Regions from separate parts of the Homo sapiens genome. Here region 1 is linked to region 2. The links are chromatin loops, found by intact Hi-C in ENCODE. Cell type or tissue: heart left ventricle. All regions are shown on one strand. Region 1 has its middle 7.2 kb from the start of WNT2B. Region 2 holds the start of MOV10 (Mov10 RNA helicase).

The links. A loop is a pair of places that touch in the nucleus more often than their neighbours do. Peaks named below come from ENCODE experiments on the same cell type or tissue, not always from the same donor. Only the 100,000 strongest peaks of a DNase experiment are listed, where the experiment ranks them.
Region 1: a loop joins it to region 2, with 2.2 times the contacts of the local background. A loop is called at or near these places in 11 of 110 quality-filtered maps.

Annotation. Positions count from the first base shown.
Region 1 is chr1:112,500,493-112,502,992 of GRCh38, forward strand. It overlaps a transcript of WNT2B not described here. Among named protein-coding and RNA genes, the nearest start is that of WNT2B, 7.2 kb to the right of the region's middle. RefSeq lists a silencer at 1,785-1,874. In heart left ventricle, CTCF peaks have their summits at 1,499 and 1,698; a DNase peak (open chromatin) is centred at 1,549; H3K4me3 peaks cover 969 bases; H3K27ac peaks cover 828 bases.
Region 2 is chr1:112,672,399-112,674,898 of GRCh38, forward strand. It overlaps MOV10 (Mov10 RNA helicase), which reads left to right and starts at 2,261. Exons shown (of 21, transcript NM_001321324.2): 1 at 2,261-2,331; 2 at 2,450-2,500. In heart left ventricle, a CTCF peak has its summit at 1,394; a DNase peak (open chromatin) is centred at 2,083; H3K4me3 peaks cover 1,465 bases; H3K27ac peaks cover 1,265 bases.

The sequences.
Region 1 (2,500 bases), 170 kb before region 2:
GGTGCAGTAGCTCATGCCTATAATCCCAGAACTTTGGGAGGTTGAGGCAGGAGGATTGCTTTAGCCCAGGAGTTCAAGACCAGCCTGGGCAACATAGTGAGACCCCGTCACTAAAAAAAATTTTTTTTAATTATTTAGGCATGGTGGTGCATACCTGTAGTCCCAGCTAATCGGGAGACTGAGGAGGGAAGATGGCTTGAGCCCAGGAGTTCAGGGCAAGCCATGATCGTGCCACTACACTCCAGCTTGGGCAAGAGAGCAAGGCCCTGTCTCAAAAAATAAAAATAAATTAAAATCTTATATTTTAGAGCAGTTTTTAGATTTACAGAAAAATTGCAAAGATAGTACAAAGTGCCCATATATCCCAGTTTTCCCGATTACAAACATCTTTCTTACACTACAAATGTATGGTACAGTTGTCACAACAGTGGACCAATACTAATATATTATTATTAATTAAAGTCCATACTTTGTTCAGAACGCCTCAGTTTTTCCCCAGTGTCCTCTTCCTTTTCCAGGATCCTATCCAAGTTATAATATTACATTTACTTGTCGTGTCTCCTTAGGCGCCTCTTGGCTGTGACAGTTGCTCAGACTTTCCTTGTTTTTCATGACCTTGACAGTTTTAAGGAGTACTAGTCAGGTATTTTGTAGAATGTCCCCCTGGTGGAATTTACCAGGTGTTTTTTTCTTGATTAGACCGGGGTAATGGGGAGGAGGACCACAGAGGGAAAGTGTTGTTTTATCGCATCATATCAAGAGTACATACTATCAACCTGACACTGGTATGTTGACCTTGATCACCCAGTGAGGTTGTATTTGTCAGCTTTCTCCACTGTGAAGTTGCTTTTCCCCTCCACACTCCCTGTCTGTACAATACTCTTGGAAAAAGGTCACGATGCATAGCCCACACTTAAGTAGTAGGGAGTTGTATGTCACCTCCTTCAGGGCAGAATACCCACATACATTATTTGGGATTCTGTATAGGAAATTTGTCTCTTCTCCTCCATTTATTTATTCATTCAATCATTTATTTGTATCAGCATGGACTCATGGGTATTTAATTTTATGCTTTGGGTTACAATCGAAAACTGTTTTGTTTTGTTGCCCAAATTGTCCAGCTTTGGCCACTGGGAACTTTTCAGTTGGCTCCTGAGTTTATGTTAATTTTTAATATGGATAGCTATTACCCACATAAACAAAAGCTCTTTGGGGTCCTTGATAATTTGTGAGTGTAAAGAGGTCCTGAGACCAAAATGTTTGAGAACCACCGCTCTAGGGATCCTCTGGCTGACCCGAATCCCCGGTGTGTGTGCGCGCTTCGTCTGCAGGTAGGAGTTGTGGTCTGGACAGAAGCAAAGTAGGCCACACTCGCCTGCCCTTGGGAACACCCACTTCTCCGTGCCACGCCCGCTCCTAAGGTTTTCTTCGGGCAGAAACGCGGGGATCCCCAAGAAGACGAAGCTCAGGCTGCCATGCCTTTCCCGCGAACGCCACGGCGCGGCGCCCGGTTCACAGGGCGAGTCGCCCACCCGCGAGTCGGAAAGCGCCCGGAATCTTGGCTAAAGCTCAGCGTTCTCCTCCGGGGCTGGGGCCCTGGCCAGGCCTGGCCTGAGCGGTCTCCCCTCACTCTGCGGCTCGCTCTCCCGGGCTACTCCGGCGCGCAGGTGCTGCGCCCGCGGGAGAGAGCGATCCTGCGGCCGTGGCGGACGCCGGGAGGAGCCACCGGGCTCTCCTCTCAGGAGCGCGTCCCCGTGCCCTCCAGCTGCCCGTCCCTGCTGAAAGCATCCGGACAGCTCCCCGGGCCGCGGCCCTGGGGCCCGCCAGAGCCCTGCCCTGCACCCCGCTCTCCCCTCTCTGGCCCGGAGGGCTGCGCCGGGCAGATCCTTTCCTCTGCAAGACAGAGACAAGCAGCGATAAACAGCTAAAGCTGGAGACCCGGCTAAATGATACAATAAGTTCTCTAATTGCCTCGAAAATAAGGTAATGATTTGGCAGAGGGAATGCTTTGATCTTATCAGGCAAGAGAGACCTCTCCAAAGGAAACCTCAGAGAAGGGCTGGAGGCCTCGGACTTGGGGGTGTGAAGCCCAAGGACAGCCTGCTTTCCCCGCCCTCCCCCGACCCTGCGTGTCCACGGTCCCCAGCCTCACCCTCCGGCTTTTCATGGAAAGACCCTTCTCCTGTGATGACTGGAGGAGAGTACACACACATAACACAGGGGTTAGGAGAGGAGGAGGGGGTGGGTTCTGGGTTTTTCAGGAACAGGAGGACGGCTGAAATGACTGGTGCAGTTTTAGAGAGGCTATAGAGAAGGAAATTGGGGGAGAGGGGATTGCGGACAGGGATTATGGAAAACCTGACTTGGCTCAAGTCTGATGATGTTTCTTACACAGTGAGGGCTGCTGATTTGAGCTTTTCAGGCAGGAGGGAGTGACAAAGGGAGGAGAACTTTGAGTGTCCTGCCTTCTCCAAGAATCTGCACACACACTCACACACAC
Region 2 (2,500 bases):
TTGTATCTATTTTATCACCACAAGCTGCTGAAATCAGCCTGTTGTACGCTATGGCAAAGATTTCCCAGCCATCTGGAAAAGGGTTTTTTGTGAGGCTTCCCTCCTATATTTTGGTTTGAAATGACACTGCTGAAGACTTTTTTCATCTGAGCCTCAGTGGTTATCCCTCTATTGCTTGCCTAGTTCCAGTGCCTGTTCTCTTTTATAGTCTAAGACTTCGGTGCTGGACTCATCTAGGTTCATGGGATGCTTGGCAAACTTGGCATATTCTCTTCAAACTCAAAGAATGATAAATATTTGAATGCCAACTTGTGAATTTACAATTTTCTATAAAACTACCAAGTAAACCAAATGCTGGTGACCATTGTCTCGTTTTTCAGCTACCTACTATGTGAAAAATCAAAGGAAGATTGGTAAATATGAACAAAGCTGGATTGTCCTGTAGTTTAAGTTGAGCTAACTTAAATTTCTTCTTTGAACAGATAGGGTATATATAAATGCACAGAGTATATATAAGCTCTCTGAGCACAGAAACAAATCTCACATCTGACGGCCAGAGGTCACTCTCCTCACCATCTTGGTTTTGGTGGGGTTTAGCCAGCTTCTTTACTGCAGCCTGTTTTATCAGCAAGGTCTTTATGACATGTATCTTGTGCTGACCTCCTGTCTTATCCTGTGACTTAGAATGCCTAACCTCCTGGGAATGCAGTCCAATAGGTCTCAGTCTCATTTTACCCAGTCCCTGTTGAAGATGGAGTTGCTCTGATTCAAAGAGCTCTGACAATAACAATTAGAACCCCATGTGAAGTAGATTTTTCTGGATGAAATTGTTTAGAGAAGTTCCATTGTAAACAAAGCCACATAGCATCACACTTTTTACCCAAGGTTTTACTATACTGCAGACTTTTGTGTACGTTTTGAGAACATCCAAGACATAAACCTGACCAGAGAAGAAGGGAGATTGTATCCAAGAATAATAGGGATTTAGATTTGCTGGTCAGAATGGAGCCAGACATTCAGTTTGAGTACGGTTGATGGTACGTTTTTGAGATGGTAAGTAACAAGGCAATTTTTAAGAGTTCACCCTCTCTATTCTTCTGGAACCTCATCAGGACATTGAGGGAGAAAAAAGGTAAAATCTTTGGCTGCTTTTCTAGTTTTTTCTTCTACTTTGCATAATAAGTTTGTAAGATGTTTTCCTCTGCCCTATTTTACCCATCCCCGTAGCTTTGGTTCCCACTGACATTGCATTTCCTGTTGCTAAAGCCTGTTATTCCTGGCTTCATTTGGTTGTTGGCCTGAGAGAAGGTACCGGGTAGCCCAGCTGGAGTATGACCTGGGTTCTGGACTTTCTTCAATTCCGTAGATTGAGTGTGTGGCCTCCTGCTGGTAGCTACTATGGAGAACAACACTAGCTTTGATTTATTTGAAAGTGATGTATTTGATTTAAAACTTTGTAGTGTAACTTAGCTTGTCCCATTCTAGTGTGTGTGTCATTTCATTCTGCGGGAAAAAAATAGATACAAAGGTTTGTTATTGTAGCCCCACCCCCTTAAATTTGTCTATACAGTCTTCTGAAGCACACTGCCCTTTTAGTTCTCTTCTTGGTACTGATGCTGTCACTATTAACCACTTATTATTGCCTAACACAACAGTCCCTTACGCTCAAGATGCTAGTATTTTGATGAATATAAGGGTCCACCTTATATACCAGTAAAAATTAAAGAGCAATACAGACTGGAATGCAACGAAGCGCCCAAATATGTGGCTCAGGGGTAAGGGTCGGTCACCAGCCTTTCCACATAAGCCGATGTGGCAGAGAAAAGCAATTACTGTGTATCCTGGCAGAGCCCCTTGTCCCTCCCTCCCACACGTACACACCTTTATCTCAGAGACACTGGGTTCTTTTCCCCAAACTTCTTTGACCCTTATGCCAACTACGTGCGTCTGAAAGCCCGAGAAGGGAAAATGGGGGAGGGGGCGTGTCGCCCCGAGTTTACGTCCCTGGAAGGCTGGGGGAGGCGCTGGATGAGCTTCCCCATTCCGGCCGCAGCCGACCTAGATCCCAGCCCTGCCCTTTGCTCTCCTGCTTTTCACTGAGTCCCGAGGCTCTGGAGGGTGGGCGTGAGGGTAGCCCTGGCTGAGGCTCGGAGGTCCTCCCGGGCTGTTCAGAGGGCCCCAAGCGGTAGCCACGTTCTGATACTGGCTAGAAGCCAGGGGAGGGAGCTTGGGGTAAGGGGAGGGCCCTGAGGGAGGGGTCAGACGCTTTAGGAAAGAGTTAATGCGAAGAGGGGGAGGGGATAGGACGAAGAAACCGAAGGGAAAGCTCAGGTAAGAAAAGAACGGAGGAGGGAAGCCTGGTGGGGAGAAGGGAGCCCGCAGGATCAGGGGTCAGAGTTAGGGGGCTTCCCTCCTGCTGCACCCTCATCTCAGGGCCGCCAACTTCCAGCTGCAGCGGCGACTTTCAGTTTCATTTCCACGGACCCTCCTGCCTGGGCCG